4 separate regions of the Mus musculus genome follow, and regions 1, 3 and 4 are each linked to region 2. Evidence: chromatin loops called from intact Hi-C (ENCODE). Cell type or tissue: heart. All regions are shown on one strand. Region 1 overlaps Vcan (versican). Region 2 overlaps Gm35111 (a long non-coding RNA gene). Region 3 holds the start of Xrcc4 (X-ray repair complementing defective repair in Chinese hamster cells 4). Region 4 has its middle 64 kb from the start of Atp6ap1l.

What was found. A loop is a pair of places that touch in the nucleus more often than their neighbours do. Peaks named below come from ENCODE experiments on the same cell type or tissue, not always from the same donor. Only the 100,000 strongest peaks of a DNase experiment are listed, where the experiment ranks them.
Region 1: a loop joins it to region 2, with 3 times the contacts of the local background. A loop is called at or near these places in 2 of 42 quality-filtered maps.
Region 3: it touches region 2 in a loop (2.1-fold over the local background); 5 of 42 quality-filtered maps call a loop at or near these places.
Region 4: a loop joins it to region 2, with 3 times the contacts of the local background. A loop is called at or near these places in 2 of 42 quality-filtered maps.

What each region holds. Positions count from the first base shown.
Region 1 is chr13:89,665,860-89,670,859 of GRCm38, reverse strand. All of the region lies in intron 12 of Vcan (versican), which reads left to right. Among named protein-coding and RNA genes, the nearest start is that of Gm4117, 65 kb to the left of the region's middle. In heart, a CTCF peak has its summit at 2,653 (motif pointing left); no DNase peak of the experiment used is centred here.
Region 2 is chr13:90,512,944-90,517,943 of GRCm38, reverse strand. The region is part of intron 1 of Gm35111 (a long non-coding RNA gene); the gene reads left to right. Among named protein-coding and RNA genes, the nearest start is that of Gm35111, 34 kb to the left of the region's middle. In heart, a CTCF peak has its summit at 2,010; a DNase peak (open chromatin) is centred at 1,913; H3K27ac peaks cover 707 bases.
Region 3 is chr13:90,086,687-90,091,686 of GRCm38, reverse strand. It overlaps Xrcc4 (X-ray repair complementing defective repair in Chinese hamster cells 4), which reads left to right and starts at 2,079. Exons shown (of 8, transcript NM_028012.4): 1 at 2,079-2,190. Tmem167 (transmembrane protein 167) reads right to left here and starts at 2,020. Exons shown (of 4, transcript NM_025335.3): 1 at 1,904-2,020. The coding sequence starts at 1,906. In heart, no CTCF peak of the experiment used is centred here; DNase peaks (open chromatin) are centred at 2,066 and 2,566; H3K4me3 peaks cover 2,639 bases; H3K27ac peaks cover 1,943 bases.
Region 4 is chr13:90,839,162-90,844,161 of GRCm38, reverse strand. No RefSeq gene overlaps it. Among named protein-coding and RNA genes, the nearest start is that of Atp6ap1l, 64 kb to the left of the region's middle. In heart, a CTCF peak has its summit at 3,026 (motif pointing right); no DNase peak of the experiment used is centred here; H3K27ac peaks cover 1,004 bases.

The DNA.
Region 1 (5,000 bases), 850 kb after region 2:
CACAACTGATAAACCATTACTCTTTTTTCTGCAGTGAGGTACCATTACCATTCTTTCCAGAGACGAAAGACATTTCTTGGGCAATGAAAGAGAACTGGAGGTGCTAACAATTCAGAGACGTGGGCTGCACTTGTTTGTATCTTTCTAACCTCAACGAAGGGGTGGCCCTGATTTGGCAGGAAATGACTCAAAAGAGAACCCTCACATATATATTTTTCCAAACTTAAGTTTTTCAAAGTATCAAGTAGAAAGAACTTTAAATGTTTTCACACAAAGAGATGATAAATGTTTGAGGTGACCAGTTACTCTAATGGTATCATTTCAGCACATTGGTATTGAAATATCATACTATATTGTACAACATGTATTTTGTGTGTCAGTTAGATTTAACAACATTTTAAAAATTATCTCCCACAACAGAACCTTGAAGTCTTTAAGAACCTGGGAAGTCTTAGACGGCTTTCTTTGAGATACTTGTAGATGCTTCATCTGTGATGTGGTTTTACTTCCAAGCCAAGAGCCACATTTTTTGTTCACTTTGTGAACAAGTCACACTGCATGTCAGTATTAATTTAATTATGTTAAACTTTGCGGGCTTCGTTATATTAGCCCCAAAGCCAAGAAAAACATATGCTCTTTCCTCAGCCTATTATTCATGAATAGAAGACTTTAGATTTCTTTCTGCTAAAGACCACTACGTTGTTAATGAAAAATTTTACTTCTGTTGTGGTTTAATTTGATTGGAATCAACAGCTGTTTCTTCTGAACTTACATTCAGGATGTTATGAGTCACTGTGTAGTCCTAGAACATAAAACTCTTGTCTATACCTTTTGCTCTTGTTGCTTAGATGTCTAATGATGGGTTTAAATTGCTGAAGTACAGTGTTTGCCACCACTGGAAAATCATCTTGTAATTGACAAGTTTACCCTGCAAGTGAAGAAAACTTAATGAATGCAGGAGGCCCCTTAGCACTGCTTCATGAAACTTTAGAATCATGTGCACATGTTTAAATTTAACTGCTAATTAGTTTAAGGCAATGCACAACCATGGAAAAAGCAAAGAAAATGAAGTTGAATGGTTTTTGGCACTTTCTCTGGCATTTGGTTCCTTAGCATTTCATGACTGACGACTTGTGCAAACAAGCTTGAGTGGAGGCGCCCACTGGCACAGTGCTTTGCGTGGATTAAGTGCATGTTGCTCCTAGAGGCTCTGCTTGGGGCCCCTGTCTCACAGTGGGAGTAACTTACATCCCTCTGGAAAGACTGTTGATAATTATTGCTTTGTCAGTTAGTGAGCTCACAGCATTTCACAAGATTAGTGCTGTACTCAAGAGTGGCCAGATTGTCTCCCCTGCACAGAACTCTGCCAGCTAGGAAAATAATGGGCACGTTGCCGCTTTAACAGCTATCCAGAGACCCCACGTTAATTTTCCTTCCCTTCAGTATACTGAGTTTGGTAGAATCCAACTGCAGGCTTCCAGTGGGTAGTGATGCCTGAACAAACGTCTCTTTCTCCTTTGAAACAAAGCTGCTCTTTTCTTCTTCGGTTGTGGGCTCAACTAATGATAACAGAAAAACCATAACCTCCTGTAAAATGTAAATAAATCAGGACCCAGACCAGAGAGCATGGATTAGGAGAGCCTGAGATCTACCTTGCAGGGACGGCATTTGCCTCACTCAAGGAGAACAGTTAAATGTGTCCCCTGCAGGCTACAAACTAATGACTATTGTGTACTAGAGCTACCCAGGAAGGAAAGATGTTTTGAGTTTTGTAATAAGAAGCTCCCATGGCCTTTGTTTTCTTCAGATAACGATTTGTTCTGTATTCTGGAACATACAGTTGACTCAAGTGATTACCTAGTGGCAAGCTAACTGCTATCAGTGTGTGTATGCATGTCCATGTGTGTGCTTGTGTGGATGTATGCTCCTGTGTGTGTGTGTGTGTGTGTGTGTGTGTGTGTGTGTGTGTGTGTTCTAGGTGGGTACACAGGCTCTTGATAAAGTATTTTTGTATATGCAACTTGCTTGTATTCTCTGGAGATAGTCTTCTTGGCCTTGGTGACATGGGCTATATTAGGGCTTTGTGGCTCTCAGAGTCCAATAGTGGTTTAATGGGTCCCAGGTGGAAAAAAAAAAAAGAGTTTACACAAGTCAGCTTGTAGTATAGGTGTGATATTTTCAGAATGTAACTTTGCAGATTCATACAGCATGCATTTGATTTTTGTGCACTGGGGCATAATTATTTATTGGTCCTACTCTAAAGATATTGAGTAGATCTACCAGACATGATTATACCGTGTCTGATGAACTGTCACTGTTGATGTAAATCATTAGATGCTATTCATAGAAACATGAAAAAACAAGCTTTTGTAGTGCTCGTCTTAGGTAGAAAAGTCAGATGAGAGCTGTAATAGTCAATAGCAGAATAGGATGGAACTAGAAAATATAGCCTATCTATTTGTAAAAAAATCACAAAACTAGGAGCACATGCCACAGTGGAGGTCATGCCACAGTGGAGGACATGCCACAGAGGAGGACATGCCACAGATGACACTTTAATTTTTATTCTGCAGGTGGAGTTAATAATTGTGATTCTATATCCTGTGCTGGCACTCAAAGTACTACCATATTGAGCAGTCTATGTCACCACCTGGTGGTCACATTATGCTTTGTATTTTTATATGAACAGCACTAGTGTCTGCAGGGGTGTTGTTTAGGTTCGTATAGCTTTGAAATGTATAATATTGTAAGCCCAATAGTTAAATGCAAAATGAGATGATTTGCAAGCACAGTAGGAAACTAACAGGTACCTTAAGCTTCATAAAATCCTGGCAGTTAAGGTTAAAATTAGCCCCGTTCTTTCTTGAACCTTCACTTTTACACACTGTAATAGAAGCCAACAGGTCACTTCCTTGACTTTTCTTCTTGGCAGGTGAACCAAGAAGATTTCTGTAGTTTAGTATACAAACTTTTCTTCTGTAAATTAAATTATCTGTGTTTGGAGCAAAAAGGAAGACGAAGAGCTGTGATTGAATTTTTTATGGAATATAAATAAAAATTAAAGTTGAAAATTTAATCAATTTCTCCCAAAATTATCCCTGAAAAGGTGTCAAGTTACTTTTATCAATAGGGTATGTATGATATTTAAATGTTTTTAGCACCATCAAAATAGTTCCAAAACATAGTATTCAATTAGCTACTCCAGGAAATCCAAAGTATTGTGAATTTTAAAGTATAAAACATGATGACATCTGAGCTGAAGAATTATAGCTAAATATCTGGTTGGATACAGAGACAATACAAAAGGGACCTGACAGTCACAGATTCAAGATTTACAATGCCAGTGATATGTGAGATACCCAGAAACACAATTGTTAGCTGTCCAGGAAGAGAGGCCAACATTTACAAAGTGTGCAATTGGTTTTCAAGGATGTCTGCATAATAGACATCTCAGACTTCCCACCTCACTGGGGAATATGTTTGACTGCTCTTCTGGCCATTGTGGTTCATCTCTAATAGATTTAAGCAGAATTAATCTGTTACACAAGTCTGTTCGAATAAAGACATCCTCACATCCATCAAATGCATGCCTACTCCCTGCAGAGTTCAGAATAGGAAGACAAAAGATGATATTTGATCTCCTTGTTTACCAAGTGGGTGCTGGGAACCAAACCTGGGTCAGCTCTAAGAGCAACAGGTAGTCTTAAGTACTGACCCATCTCTCTAGCCTCATATTGAACATTTAAAAATTCTATGAATTCCTTCACCTTGTGTCCTAAGAGTTCTGATATTCCGATTGAAATTCACCTATCTTAAAGATAATATATTAGACTACTTACTGCCACTTTAAAAATAAATGCTTTATTAACGCTTTGAGAATTTTATACAACATGTTTTGATCATATTCATGCCCACTCATTTCCTAAATTCACTTGAAATATTTTTATATATTTTCTGGTAAATTTACACATGGAGATAGTACTTGTAGATCATATTCCTGCTTCCCAACTCCTCCCAGACACTCTACCTTGTGCTTCTTCTTTTTTTTTTTTTTTTGAGACAGGGTTTCTCTGTGTAGCCCTGGCTGTCCTGGAACTCACTTTGTAGACCAGGCTGGCCTCAAACTCAGAAATCCGCCTGCCTCTGCCTCCCGAGTGCTGGGACTAAAGGCGTGCGCCACCACATCGAGCTCCTTGTGCTTCTTTTGACTTCTTTCAGAAATTCTAGTGTATACATACGACAACCTCACAAAAACAAACCCCAAAACAAAAACAAAGACAAAAAACACACCAAAAAAAAAAAAAAAAAACACTGAAAATCTAAAAAGTCAAAGAACAACAAGACAAAACAAAACCAAAAAACACAAATATTATTTTGAAGTAGTGCATTGGGAGAAGGTGAACCAGCTTATGCTTAAGAGCCTCTCTTACACCTGTCTGGTCCTCCTTGCTACCCAGACATTCACACAGTTCCCCAGAGTTAATTGGTCTTTATTTGTGCCAATCAATGCAGCAACAGTTAATGCCTGATAGATAACCTTGTATTCTTTCTTCTAATGAAAGCAGGACTTAAAGCAGAACCCAAACCTACTCCCCCTCCCCTTTTAAGGAATAGAGGAAACTTCTTGCTTATTCCTAAGTCTTACATAAGTCTACAAAAAGGTTTTAATAGTCCTTTGTAAAGAGGCAGTTATTTGTTTTTGTGTATGGAAAGGTGAATTAAGTAAAGTACATTGCTTGGGTTGGATTGTTCATGACTGGGACACTGATTAATTGCTGAGATTTTGATATCATTGATGATGATCATGTGTCACATATTTTAAAAGATGAAATATCATGTACTAGGTATAAATGGGTATTTGACCCTCTAGACTCCATATATGGTTATGCACGACAAGATTCCCCTTGTAATCCATTATTGAAAATTGCTCAAAGCTAACTCTGCCTCCCATCCAACCCTGTCAGTCAGCCCACCTGCCATGCTGACTGAGACAGGTGGAG
Region 2 (5,000 bases):
AAAAGGTCCAGTCTAGACCTGGATGTCTAGAAGTGTTTTAAGTGTCCTGCATCCACAGAGACTTTAAGGACAGAGTCAGAGAAGGCAGATTTTTATGTGTTGCCTTTGTTGTCTTGAAAGAGCAGACTCTGCCAAAACGATAGCAGCCATGCAGAGCCTAGCATCTGCAATCTCTAACAGGTTTCAGATTTCTAAAAATGACTTGGAAAATCACATGTCAGCAAACTAGAGGGGCAAAAGGGAGCCACTGATAGGGAATCAGTGAATCTCACGTGTATTTGAGATGCTGTGACAAAAACATGCAATGCACCAATCACAAGGTCTGCAGTGTTTCATTTTCCTCTTCATGACAGTGATTACATTTATGATGTCTTTCAGAGACTTGAGCAAAGAACACAAGCTGAAAAATCAATACAGCAAATGGCAAACATGCCAAGGGTGTGGATTAGAATGGGAACCAGAGCCAGTGAGAACATGGTGTTTGGGTAACATTGTGCCTGCACTGGCAAACTTTAATCTGTTATATTTTGTATCTAAAATATATGGAAACACACAGATGTGGTGAGAATGGGACAGATACAATTAGAACAGGCAGTTTGGGGATGAAAATCAGATACCTCTGATTACACTTGGTCCATGCCATGCTTATCACAAATGACACAATGAAGGCTCCAGAATGGAGGACAACTGCCATACAGGTATATCTTGTCGCCTAGGAGTCTGTTGCTTTGTGTTGTCTCTCTTCAATTCCTTTCCACTCATCTGATTGTGATTCTTAAACCCTCAAGTCTTTATATTTGCTTTGGTTGTATTACTGCCAGACAAGAAGAAATGGACAACACAATTATATCCATATGCCTACTATGACAGAACTCATCTTAAGGAAATGCCGATGCCCAAGATGAATGGTGGTGCTCTCCAGAGGCTGTTATGTCACTTTAGTCCTTGCATGCAGCCTTAGTAGACTAATGATTTGAGAACAGAAAGAAGGCATATTTTGTAGAATATATATATATGCACACACATACATACATACAAAATATTTTACATCTATGGGTGGTTTTAAAGATTATTGCTCTATTTGTTATTATTGTAAAGGCTAACATCTAGACTTTCTTTAAATTATGAGTGCTTAAAAATGGAAGACTCTCACTTCTTAGACAAATGAGTCCAGAACATGTATGTTATGTATGTTATGTATGTGGGTTAGGAAGAACAGGCAGGCACTGGTTAAATTCCCATCAGCCAGGAATTCTGAGCATCCCAACTGAACATATGCACAAAATCCTGAAAAAGCGTTTGAAATTTAGCATTGCAGTAACATGTTTAAAATAACTTCAGAGTTGATCTATAACCAGGGCACTTCTAGGTTTAAGCAAATATAGCAATTAGTTTTTCATTTTTTAAAGGGAGCTCATTTTGTGTAGCTAAATATAAATCAAAAAATTTTAAACACTATCCTCCAAGGCAGTTTAATTTTGAGCAGAATTTGAACGAAGAAGTAAAACCAAATCTCAAAGATGCTTCTGGTGTGGTAACATGGATCCTGGAGTGCAGCCTCAGAGCCATTTGGCTGTAGCCTCACATTCAGAAGGGCCAGCCAAGGAGACACATAGGCAGACTGCTTCAGAGAGATCAGCCTAAACCAGTACCATTTCTGAGACCAAATTCCCCTCAGAAGCACTCTGTAAATCCCCGAGTTCCTGTAGTAAGAAGTCTGTCCCTTTATTTAGTTTCATTGTGTGTTATCATTAAATGGGAGGAAATGACAAAAGCCACAGTCAAGGATAACCATGTGACACTGGCTTAGGCAGGCATAGGGTGTGTCTAGAGTGTGTTTCTGCTCAAAACTGGGTTACAAATGTGACCTAATGCTTGAAGCCTGTAGCTCCCAAAGAGGAGGAAGTTGTGCAGTGTTCTGGTGCTGATGGCAGGTTGCCAACCCAACAGAATTGCACAATCAGCTTCTAGGACATGCTGCATTTTTTTTCTCTCCCCAGAAATCAGTAAGCCACACTAGAGGGCAGGCTAACCTAGACCTTTATTCAACCCCTGCCCCCCACCCAAGAACAAGAATTTGCTCCCTTGTGTCTGATATAAGCATTATAGAAATAGAAGCCTACAGTTGAAAAAAATTGTGGCACTCTACGGAGCAAGCAACAGAGATTGTAGTTTGTGTGATACATCTATTTTACTCTGTGCTTGGAACATGTAAGGACAGCGCCACTTTAAGTAAAGCTTAAGGAAAAGTAAACCAACAAAAGGCAATGAAAATAGTGAATAACATGTCGTTATTAACTTGAATGAATTAATTAATATGTTATCAGAAATTAATACTATCAGACTAAATTAATATTAGAAAAGGGGTATTTCTTGACCAGTAACATCTTCTGTACAGGAATAGAAAATACAGTAGACATTGTCACTGCGGTGCAAGTCAGATACATAATGCTAGTTTGCATCTGATATCCTGCTTTTATTTCATTTTCTTCAGTGTGGTCATCAAGCACTAAAGGACTTGAGAATATAAGCTGTATAAAGTGGACTGTCTTAGGAACAAGGTTAATATTCTTCCTCCTGGACTTGCCCCATACCACCTCAGACTCCTCAGCCCTCCCAAGGAGTTTAGGATGTAGTAGAAAGTCACATAAAATTTCCAATCTGAACACTGAGCATATGTATTGTTAAAACATTGGTTGATAGCCACAACTGGCTTCTTGCTATTCTTTGAAAATATCTATGTAGAAGATTATCCTATTTTCCATATGTTCTGTGCTAGTCCAGCTTCTCCACAGACATGGAGACAACAAGATATACATAGCAGTCGATTTGTCAAAGAGGCTTGTTGCGTGCAATTCTGCAGTCTGAGAGGTTTCAGATCTGTAGTTAAAGACAAATGTAATGCCACATTTCAGTAATCTGTGCATTTGGGAAGCCAAGGCAAGAGGATTACCAAAACTTTGAAAATAGCGTGGGCTTCCAAGGAAGACATTTTCTTATAAATGGACAAAAACAAAATCAAAACAAAAAACAAACAAACCTAGAGTCTGCAGACTGGAGACAGTGACGTGGTTTCACATCTGAGTGTAAAGCCCTAAAACCCATGAGAGCTCAGGATATAATATCATGTCTGAGTCAGAGTCTAAGAGACGCAACTGATGCTGCAGCTTACAGATGGAGCTCTGGAGTTCTTTTTGCTCACCTATTCATCCAGGCTTTCAGTAGGCCAGATGAATCTTCTCTGAAGACTGCTTTATTGCTTTTGGGGGTCTACAGATCCAAATGTTAATTTCATCCAGAACTGACCTCCCAGACACAACTAGAAGAATATTTTCACCAAATCTGAGCACCTCAAGGCTCAGTGTCACAAACATCCAATCATCTCAGCTACTCTTTGCTTTGTGCTTACTTTTATGCTTTAGAGAATGCAAAAATCCCTCTCTGCAAGCATCTCAACCTGAAGCATTGGTTCCCACTTGCAAACTGTGAGTTATGATGTGCGTGTTAAGGTCATCACAAGAGCTTACTGTGGTCAGAAGAAATTGTTTAAACCAAGCACAGTCTTCATGTGCCTTATAAAAATGAAGTGTAGATAGATTTCATAATTTGAGCAATATGAAATTTATACTACTTTTTCTAAATCTTAGTCATAGGCTTAGAAAATACATTGCACATTTATTTCAAAGTCTAAACAATGATAGCTAAAGCAAGAAGTCCCCAGAGATGACCAGTCTGACCAACAAAATAAAAATTCCTCTGACTAATCTGTTCACGTTAAAGTGGTGCACAGTGTATCTCTGGTGGGCTTGGTTCATTAGGATAAATGTAACATGAGCTCAGTGATGGTAGAGGCAAGAGTGAACAAGACATGAGTAAGCGTGTCCTCACAATTAATAATAACGGAGCCACAAGAACACCCCGTGCTGGGAGACTCCTTTCCCTCTCATGACTCATTTGTCAGAGATTTCCTTTGTTTGCTACTTTTCTCAAATAGCATTTCCTCTCACCAAAGAAGACACTCTAGTTCTTTGGGTTGATCTGTTGCTTTTGTTTAGTGACCAGGACTGGGCCCTTTAAATAGTGAGCCTCCTAGTGATGGTAGAAGTGACGAAAGATGGACTAAAAGATCAGGAAAAGGGATGCTGTATCAGACAGAGATGTTTTTGTTCTTTTGTTCTTATGTTTATAAGCCCAAAACATTAAATGTCTAAATTTTTAACTTTCCTTTATCCTTCAAGAATTCAGTGGAGTAAGACAAGACCTAAAGTTAGTATATATTAGAAATATCATGTACAACCAAAATTATCCTGTAAAGTATTTTTAAAATTATTTTTATTTTGTGTATATGAGTGTATATTACTGTATTACAAAACATTTTGAAAGTCTTGGTTGGCCTTGGTACTGTCTGATATGAGGATGTGTTAACCATGGTTTTCTGAGTATCTCCTTGTCATCTTTCCTTACCCCTCAGCTTGTGTTTGTTGAATAAAATAGAATCTGGGGTTGTGAGGCAATTTTCTTCCACGAGTTTTTGCTTTTATGTAAATTCAGACAATAATAAAACTGCAATGATAGGATAAAACTCCCCAGTGGTAGATTTTAATATTTGCCTTATTTTTTCTTGATTTCTCATTCCTGTGGTTTTGAGTATATTCATAAACAATGTGTACCCTTGTTTGTGTATGTATCATATTATGTCTGAGAGTGATCCAATCAGTGATCCCCTAAATGATGACTTGGTCCAGAAAAAAACGCATCCTAGCAACAGTGAAGAATAAAAGATCTTTGGCACATGTCTAGTAAGGATGCTATTTGGGTTTACTTAGGAAAATCTTCACTAAACCAAAATAAAATATGTCTTTTTCTAATTTACATTACTAATGTGCTATTACACTCTCTTGGCTTTTTTTAAACATACAGATGTGAATGGCATGTATGATCTCATGAATAATTCAAAGACCCACTGTGAGTTCTTGCCCCTGGATTCTATTGTTCCCCAG
Region 3 (5,000 bases), 430 kb after region 2:
TTCATGGAATGCTTTCATAAGGTCAAACTATAGAGACATATTCTTTTGTACTGTCATTTTTATTGCTAATACAATAAGAATTATGGTAAAAAAATTTACCATTTTACTTTTCTCTCACAAACCTTTCTTGGATTTCCTCTGTGATTAATGGCACACTTGACCAAGGACCAGAATATAAAGACAAACGGAGCTGCTAAGTTTAATCTTTACCTTCTATGTTATTTATAACCAATATTATTTTTGGACATTACACTTAATATTTAACATGTGTAACTTATGACCAGTAACATCTCTAATAAAACATTCATTGCATACACTTTTTTTTTTCTCACAACACTTAAAAAAGTAAAACATACAGATTTAATACTATCACACATCCTTCCAAAGCCATTCTACAAATATAGGGATACATATAATTCACCCTTCAACCCTCCAATTCCAGTTACACACCCATATATTCAACAAATCATAAGTTAAAAAAATCTGGAGCAGAAAACTGCATATCTTCATGAACACACCAGTCACTTTTCTTGTTACCACTCCATAGAGTCATTAGATAAATCTGAGGCCTGGCTTTACTTACTAGGTACCCGATCCTAGACAACTCAGGCTCCCTACTTTTCTCTTCCTTTACCTGGAAATATCTCAGAAGTCAGGAATTTAAAGCAAGACAATGCTTAGAAACTACATCTTCTACACATCAAGTACTAGTAAACAAAAGCTTGTTTTTGGAAAAAGTTAAAATACTGTACATCTTAAATTATCTTGATTTTATCTAAGTAGGAGAGGATGTAAAATGTACCTTTGACTAAGAGCAAAGTCATTCTACTTGTTTCTCGGTAAATAGGCAAGAAAGCAACTTTTCAAGTTCTGTAACTGTTTATTAACATCCTTTTGACCAAGAATATACTATCTGCAGTACGAAGTAAAAAAAAAAAAAAAGGCTTTAATGGACTCAAATTCAGTATCTTCTAATCGTAGAATTTGAGGTCTAGTGGGGGTGGGAGAGTCCTGGCTGATTTTGAGATGATAACACAACAAGCTTTCTCTAGAAATATAGTTATAAATGGCTTCTAAACCCACTGAAGTGATAGTGAAGGGAGATTCCTGCATTTACCAGACTACTGAAAAGATGCATTCATAGATCTTTAAAAGTTAATTACTAATGTTTACTTTACTCAGGGGCTTTCTGTTCCTTGTCCTGACCTTTGTTGTTGTTGCTATTTGTGATTTATAGTGTAAGGTTTTCTGAGGTTTAAACTATTAAACAATCAATAATAACACGCATAGGAACTCCCAAAGTGAGTGGTGGTCTGCGAGTAAGGCTCAAGTTCCTTCGAGACAGTAACTAAAATCATTAAAAACATTCGTTTGCAAAGAAGTGTCTTTAGAATTGAAAAAACGATGAGGGAGGGGCCCTATCTCGCCATTGATTCCACAGGTAAAACGGAAGCAGTAGTATCTAGTGTTAAGAAAACCGGCAATCCATTAATTACTGCAGAAAGATGCAGGTTGGGTGACACAGGGAACACATAAAAGAAAGGGGAAAGGGGGAGACTGAGACTCCAGCGTTTGAAAGTGTATATCCGTCCAGATATTTGTAGCAGATGGCAATCGGCTTAGTGGAATGCCACCGTAATTCCACACTAAACAACGCAGCAAGTCGGCCTCTTGGCGAGGGGCCGAGTCCACCACCCGGGTTCTTCCTAGGACTGTTGGCCTGATGCTCCGGGATGTGCATCGCGGCCGCATGACTCCCAGCCTGTGCACCCTCGGATCCCCGGAGAATCACGCTAGCGCCAGGGCTCCCGCGCCCCACAGCGCCCGCACCATCCCCGCCGCCCCGCACGAGCCGCGGCCCCGCCGAGAAACTCAACCGCGGCCAGGAAGCCCAGGTTCTTACCATAGTGAGGCCGGTGCTGGTCCAGCCACATCACCCTTCCGGGCCGGGGCGGAAGAGGATGCAGGCCCGCTGTGCTTCCCGCTCGCTCCAGCGGTCCGGTTGGACCTATCGCGGCGCCTCCGCCCATGCCGCACCATTCAGACTCCGTGATAGGCTTCTGTTACCGGAAGAGGTGGGACTTGGCCGACGACTCGCAAACCACGGTATTAGCGGATTCTCTCATTGGGCGCATCGGTTTATCTCTGGCGTCCACAATTTTTAGAAGACCGGAAGTGGAGTACTGAGAGGTAGGGCCCGGAAGTGGCTGTGGTGTCTTTCCAGAAGCAATGCATTTTTTCCCCCCTTTCTATGTCAACCTCCTGTAGTCCCTGATTTTAGCTTTAAAGCTGCGCAGTGCGTGCTTTTTACCCTGTCTGTGACCCCCTGAGCCTTTTGTAGATGTAAGGTTTTCCCAATGTGAGCACCTGTTGGGCTCCTTCCTAAGTGTCTCTTTCTGTGTCACGTGGAATTTTCAGTCGTGAGGGACTCCTTGGAACTGTGCTGAGCTGCTCTGTGGTGGAGACTTGGATTTAAAAGGCTGCGTCCAGTGTGATGACCCACCAGCCCCTCCCGCCAGCCAATGCTGGCCTTGGCTGGCCCCCTCCTTGTTTGCACACTCTACATCCGGGGCTTAGACGTTCTAGGCCGTGGGGAGAGGGAAAGAACTCTGTGGTAGCTACTGGAAAGGAACGGCCCATTCCCGAGGGGATTATTTGGCTAGTATAAAACCAGTGGGTGAGAAACGATTTCACCTCTAGTTCTCTTTATGAGTTTTGTAGATACGGGGAAGATGTAATCTGATGTGTTCAATTTTATATACATTCTTGGAATGATTCTGAAGTCGGGCACTTTCCCCACTCTTCCAAGTGTATCAAAATTATGGAAATCCTGTGTGTTTAAATAATTGTTTTTTTCCTTTAGTCAGTATGGCTCTAGTATTTATTCAGAATGTTACCCATTCTTTAACTTAATGACCTAGAAGAAGTATAGAAAGCTTTAGTGAAGGAAACTGATGTGATATGTTAATTTCTAACCATTATTTAGCTGAATCATGAGAATCTAGTACTTATGGCAACACAGTACTTTTACCTAGTGCTATGCTATATGTGATTGTGTTTATTACTGCATTGTCATCCAAGATTTTATTTGAAATTATTACTACATTTTTAAAATCAGTTATACCCAACTGCTAAACCTGTTGATCAAATACTCAAGTTCAGAATCTGCATCTTAGTGGTATCAGGAGACTGCAGGACAAGGGATTTCTTTGAGTATTTGAATGGGGGACTGGGGATTAGGCCAATAGGAGAAGTGATTGTCATTGAATAGTCTCAAAATTGCTTTGTGTTATACTTACTATTTAAGTTGACTAACCATGAATGTTTCAAATGTAGACGTAGAAAATATGTTCTGAGCTCAGTAAGTTTGGGTTTTACAGTAGTGAAAGTGTTGGTAGATGTTATAACTGACTCTATTCATATAAAGATTGCTAGGTCCTACTGTTTGACACTTCAGGTTGATGTTTCTGTATGAGGTTCTGGTCCAGGCTCTAGTAAAGAGGCTAAGGTTGTTTAAGATGGTAATTGGTTTGTTGTATTTATGGGCAATTTAGGCCATAGTTTCTTATATATCTCAACTTTAGAATAGAGGCAATTAACACTTTTCAGTTCTTTGTTTTTGTTTTGTTTTGTTTTTCGAGACAGGGTTTCTCTGTATAGCCCTGACTGTCCTAGAACTCATTCTGTAGACCAGGCTGACCTCGAACTCAGAAATCCATCTGCCTGTACCTCCCAAGTGCTGGGATTAAAGGCGTGCACCACCACTGCTGGCAACACTTTTCAATTCTTAAGTTATCCATAGAAGTACATAGTGTCAGGAGGTAGAGTTGAACGTGTGTGTGTGTGTGTATACATATACATATATAAAAAATTTATTATATCCATGTAAAATAGCAAAATTAATATACCAGTGTGACCTGTGGGGAAGCTGCATGGCGATTCGGCACACAAAATCCTTGATTGTGTTTTTTGTTGCAAGTGAATGGTAATCACCATGTTAAATTCCTTTTCTTTATTTCCACTTCTAGTAGCTCTGCTGTGATTTTCATTTCTAATCATCATGGGTTAATTTACTGTTAAGAAAAGATCTTGACTGTGTTATTCAATTATGCAGACATTATTGTCTTCTCTGAATGTGGAAGAATATTTTCAATTTTCATTTCATAAAATCCAGAGTTGTATATAAAATGAGAAATTTATAGTTTTTGTAAGAGTGCATTGAGCTTAGGCCATAGTTACATATAAATTAGGCCATAATACATATAAATAATTAAAACCTGTTTGATACATTGTAAGCATTATAGTGAACATTGAATTTTCATCCTTGAGTGGAGGGCTAATGATGGAAAATTGTTTGATTGTTAGATGCTATTTATACAATAAAAAGTTTAAAATTCATTTAGTTTCTTATGCAGCCAGGCCACTTTCTCTACATTTCCCATTTGTTTTTGATTTCTGATACTGATATTATTTGAGGTTTCTTTTTTTTCCTCCAATTTTTTATTAGGTATTTACTTCATTTACATTTCAAATGCTATCCTGAAAGTCCCATATACCCTCACCCCTCACCCCGCTTTCCTATCCACCAACTCCCACTTCTTGGCCCTGGTGTTTCCCCTGTACAATAGTGTCTGCATTTGGTGGCTGATAATGGGATGGACGGCTGGGTGGGGCAGTGTCTGGATGGTCCATCCTTTCCTCTCAGCTCCAGTTGGAACATGCCCAGGAGAGGTATTGCGGGATCCTCCGGTAGTACAATGTCCAATTTTCTGAGGAACTGCCAGACTGATTTCCAGAGTGGTTATACAAGCTTGCAATCCCACCAGCAATGGAGAATTGTTCCTCTTTCTCCACAACCTCACCAGCATCTGCTGTCACCTGAATTTTTGATCTTAGCCATTCTGACTGGTGTGAGGTGGAATCTCAGGGTTGTTTTGATTTGCATTTCCCTGATAATTAAGGATGTTGAACATTTTTTCAGGTACTTCTCAGCCATTCGA
Region 4 (5,000 bases), 330 kb before region 2:
GCTGGTTACTCTGAAGTGACACCAAAGTCTTCTCAGTGGCACCCACAGAACACAGCAGGTTAATTGGCCCTTTGGTTCTCAACCTGTGGGTCGTGACCCCTGTGGCAACCCCCCTATCTCCAAAACTTTACATAGTGATTCATAAGAGTAGCCAAATTACAGTTAGAAGTGGCAATGAAAAATGATTTATGGTTGTGGGTAAGCGCAACACAAGGAACTGTATGAAAGGATCACAGTGCTAGGAAAGCTGAGAACAAATGCAACAGCTTTTATTCCTCATCACATCAATACAACCAGAGTTACCGTCTACCGCAGTAGATTATAGATTATTCAGAAAGAAGAGGAGAGGGAGACAGAGAGACAGAGGGAGATAATTCAGAGAGCGATATAGAGAGAGGATAAAGGAGAGAAGAGAGGAGAAAGAAAAAGAGAGGAAGGAGAAAAAGAAAAAGAGGAGATAAAGAAAGTAGAGTGAGGAGAGACAGAGAGAGAAGAGAGAGAGAGAGAGTAGAGGAGAGAGGATACACACTCACTCACACACATGCTCACATGCAAAGACTATATAGATTATTTCCTAAGGGCGTGTGCTACCAGCTGTTCAAGTAACACCGCTAATTTTTCTTTCCACACAGATACACTTGAGATTTTTGCAAAATGGAAGTAATACAAAACCAAACTTTTATAAACTTGGTGTGAAAATCTCCATGCAGTATTCTAGAGAGCAACAGATGATGGGCTTTAATAACAAACCCCATCCTGAAGTAGACTGAATCCTTGAGTCAGAAAACCTACTTACTCTAATCTTTGATTGTGACCATTCTGTAGAGCATTGCTGCGCTGCTCATCAGTTTCTTCTCCTTCCAAGCTAAGTCAGCTAAGAAAGCAACCAAAGGAAAGGCTTTCTTCTCCTTGTCCCGTAAACATTTGACTGAAAAGCTCTCTGATGCCACAAACTACGGGAACTCAACATGCCAGTGATCAGTCATGCATCAGTATGTACGTGTTTATTTGTGGGCCAACCATTGCTTGGTTAGGGTTTCTGGGAAATTCTCTGTGCCTACAGATGAAAGGAAGCTACTCAGTTGTGAGCCCAGGTTCTTCTGGGCTTATCACGTTTACCATTGGCCTGACATATTTTCAGTCCCCAGAAGGAAGACAGGTCTTAGTCTCAGATCCTTGGTAGAGGATGATTTCACTGGAGAGATGGTTCTTAGCTTTGGAATAGAACCTTGAGGCAAAGTGGGAATGTGCTTAAGATATTAGGATGTCATCCTTGAATTCCACCCTGTTTCTGTTGGTGTATTCTGCTTTTCTTACGTTTTAAAATATATTACTATTTTAATTAACACAATAAGTGCTGGCCAGAATTGGTAGTGCATGCTTTTAATCCCAGCACTCTGGAGGCAGAGGCAGGTGGATTTCTGTGAATTTGAGGTCTACAAAGTCAGTTCCAGGACAACTAAGGCTCTTACATACAGAAACCTTGTCTCAGAAAAACCACAAACCCAACCAAATAACAACCCCCATAAACCAACCAACCAACCAACCAACCAACCAACCAACCAGCCAAACAAACCAAAAACCATAACCCAAACCCCAAAGATCCAAACCAACAAAACAAACAGCAAACAAAAACAGCAGCAGTAGCAGCAGCAGAATCATCATCATCATCGTCATCATCATCATCATCAGCAGCAGCAGCAGCAGCAACAACAACAACAATAACAAAACAAACAAGAACACAGCAAAAAACATGTGTTTGTGAGGGACAGTGAGACATTGCAATGTGTGTACATTATATATGAAGATCAACTTGGGGTGATTTCCTCTAGTATCTGTTGGTGAGCATGTAGTTAACTATTACATGGATCTCTGGTCTGCACAGGTGAGAACAGAGGGTCTACGTGCAGGGCAGGAGGGTACAAAAATGAGCAAGAGATGTAGACTGGAGCTGTGGTTCAGTGGTGGATTGCCTACCTGGCATTTACAAGACCTATGTGATATATGTTCAGTAGTTGTGTGAGGACATTGTGAGAGGAAATAAAAATTATAACCCAACAATATACCATAAGGACCCAGGTTGGAGTTGACTGATCCACTGTCTGCAGAGCAGAGCTATGGGTTAAGTTCCTCTCTTGGGAAAGATCATCGCTCAACTTCGTGGAGAGTTTGATATCCTTTATCTTTGTTGATTCTACATCTTTTAATATGCACTGAAAACCTGGATCTTTCTGCTTCCGGAAGTTCATGATGAACACCCCATCTTACCTATTGCTGCCACAAGCCCGCCCAACCAAACCAAACCAAACCAAACCAAACCAAACCAAACCAAACCAAGCCAAGCCAAGCCAAACCAAACCAAACCAAACCAAACCAAACCAAACCAAACCAAACCAAACCAAACCAAACCAAAAGAAACCAAACCAAACCACAACAAACCAAAACAATACAAAAACTCAGAAAAAGAGAAATCACCCCCAAACTAGCAAAAACCCAAAACTGAACAATAGGTAGAATCCAGCTCTTACAATTTAACACTGGAAGCAACCAATCTTAATTCCTCTGAAGAAATACTGTACCCCGCGGTTACTGTGACAAAACGAAGACAGTAGCAGCGTGTCCTTGCTTGGGTTTGGAATGGATATACAAAGACTTTAGAATCGAGGAACTAACAATAGAGGGAATGCTGCTGTGAAACCAGATGCAGGATGTCACTGGAGAAATGTGTCTTGTTTGAGGGTAAGAAGGCTTTGTCTACAATTAGGCTCCGTAAAGCAATGGGGGTAGGCAAGGACTCAGTATGGCCTAGAGCCCTCAAGGGTACTTAAGATAAACATGATTGAGACAAGACAAAGAAGATAGAGGAGAGGGCACAAAATATCGGAGAAGGGAAAGACTTAAATTTTCCCTTATTCAAAGTTATAACCGTTCCTTAATCCCTAGGTTATAGGGCTTCTTCACATTGACCCAGCAAACATCCCTTCACTTCCCTGTTGACAGAATATGTTCCCCATTATATCACTAGAGGTCGCTAGAGAACCACTGATCAGTGTCTGAAGCTGGCTAGATAACCCGTTTCAACCGTGCAGGAAATGCTTATTTTTCTAAACATGAACAGTCCCACAGTCACAGAAGAGTAAAGGCCAAAGTCTTAAGTTTCAAAGATTAAAACATGGCTATAGCTATCACAGCACGCAGTTACCTACACACTGTGAAACTGGCTTCGTAAGTTTTTAAAAAGATGTCCCTGGCTGAGTTGAGAGTAGAAATTTCGCTGTTGGCTGAAAAAATGGCTCAGTAGGTTAAGAGCTTGCTACAAAACCGAGAGGCCCCGAGTCCGGGTTCCCAGAACCCGTGTAGAGTTGGATATAGACGCTCCCATCTGTAACCCAGTACTCCTATGGCAACACGGGATATAGAGACTGAAGAATACTTGGAGAGTACCTGGCAACTTGGGGTGGGTGGGTGGTGGTGGGTCCAGCTACCTTGTCATCTATAGTGCTGAGTATCAAACAGACCGCATCATAAACAAGGTAGACGGTAAGGCTGACACTCAAGGTTGTCCTGAGATACACATATCATCTACACTTGAGCACATGCGTGCATATGAATACATATACCTGGAGGAACAGGGGTTGGGTGGGGAGAAAGAATTCCAATATTTTGTAGAATAATAACAACATTGCTATACTAAAACAAACAAACAAACAAACAACTTTTTATGTAATATTCATTTAGGCTCTCTCTCTCCTCTGTGTGTGTGTGTGTGTGTGTGTGATATGTATATGTGTGTGTGAACTGATGTTAACGTACACTATTAACCTAGGATGTTGGGCAAGCAATTGAACTACATTCCCAGCTCCTTTCCAAACATTTTATTTTGAGCCAGTTTTTTTTTTTTTTTTTTTTTTTTAATATGTTGTTCAGGCTGGCTTTGAACCACCTCTGTAGCTGGGGTAGGCCTTGCATTTGTAGTCCCCCTGCCTCAGCCTCCTGAATAGTAACACCAAGCACCACTTGGCATACATATCCATTTAAAAAAAAAGATTTATTTATTATTATAAATAAGTACACTGTAGCTGTCTTCAGACACACCAGAAGAGGGCATCAGATCTCATTATGGGTGATTGTGAGCCACCATGTGGTTTGCTGGGATTTGAACACAGGACCTTCGGAAGAGCAGTCAGTGCTCTTAACTGCTGAGCCATCTCTCCAGCCCATACATATCCATTTTTATCCTAGTATAAATGATGTCCTGGGGTTAGTGGGAGACAAGGAGGAGGCAGCACAGGGGCATGAGGCCAAGCGCATCTGCTCTGCAGCAATCTGGAGGTCTCACCTCTGTGTTCCTCATCACGCCCTTAGGAAGTGCTGTGGGTATTAGAGCCAGCTTTGAGGGGAACAAACAAACAAACAAAGAAACAAAGAAACAAAGAAACAAAAACCCAAGGGAGAAAAGAAACAAAACAAAAGCCCCACCTGCCCTCAGTATTGTCAAGCCCTCCCTTTCCAGACAATGACTTTGCTGGGACATTGGTACTGACACCTCTGGAGTACTTAATGTGAATGTATTTTGGGCATGCCTGACATTTTTGATAGTGTTAACGCTGATAAGTGCACAATCTATTGTTCAACAATCTATTGTTTTGACTACTCTTAGTTACCTGTAGCAAATCACTGAAGTCCAGGAAACAATGAAATCCCCTCTTAATGCCCAAGCAATTAGCTGTGTGAAAGGTTTGCTTTGATTACGTTTCAGTTTTATCGAAAGAATTCTGTGTGCTGTTTCCTGATGCACATTTATTTTTCCTGCCCTTATCCATCATCCAAACATTCATTATAATTCTCCCACTTTGTACTTTCCACGACGGATCCATGGATACAAAGACAGGCAGGAAACAGGACCTGGATCTTAGGTTAAAGCAGTTTGAAAATGTCAGAGGAAGAAGTACGGGAGAAATGAAGTTCTTTTTCTCAGTTTGTCTGCATGCAGCTGCCTG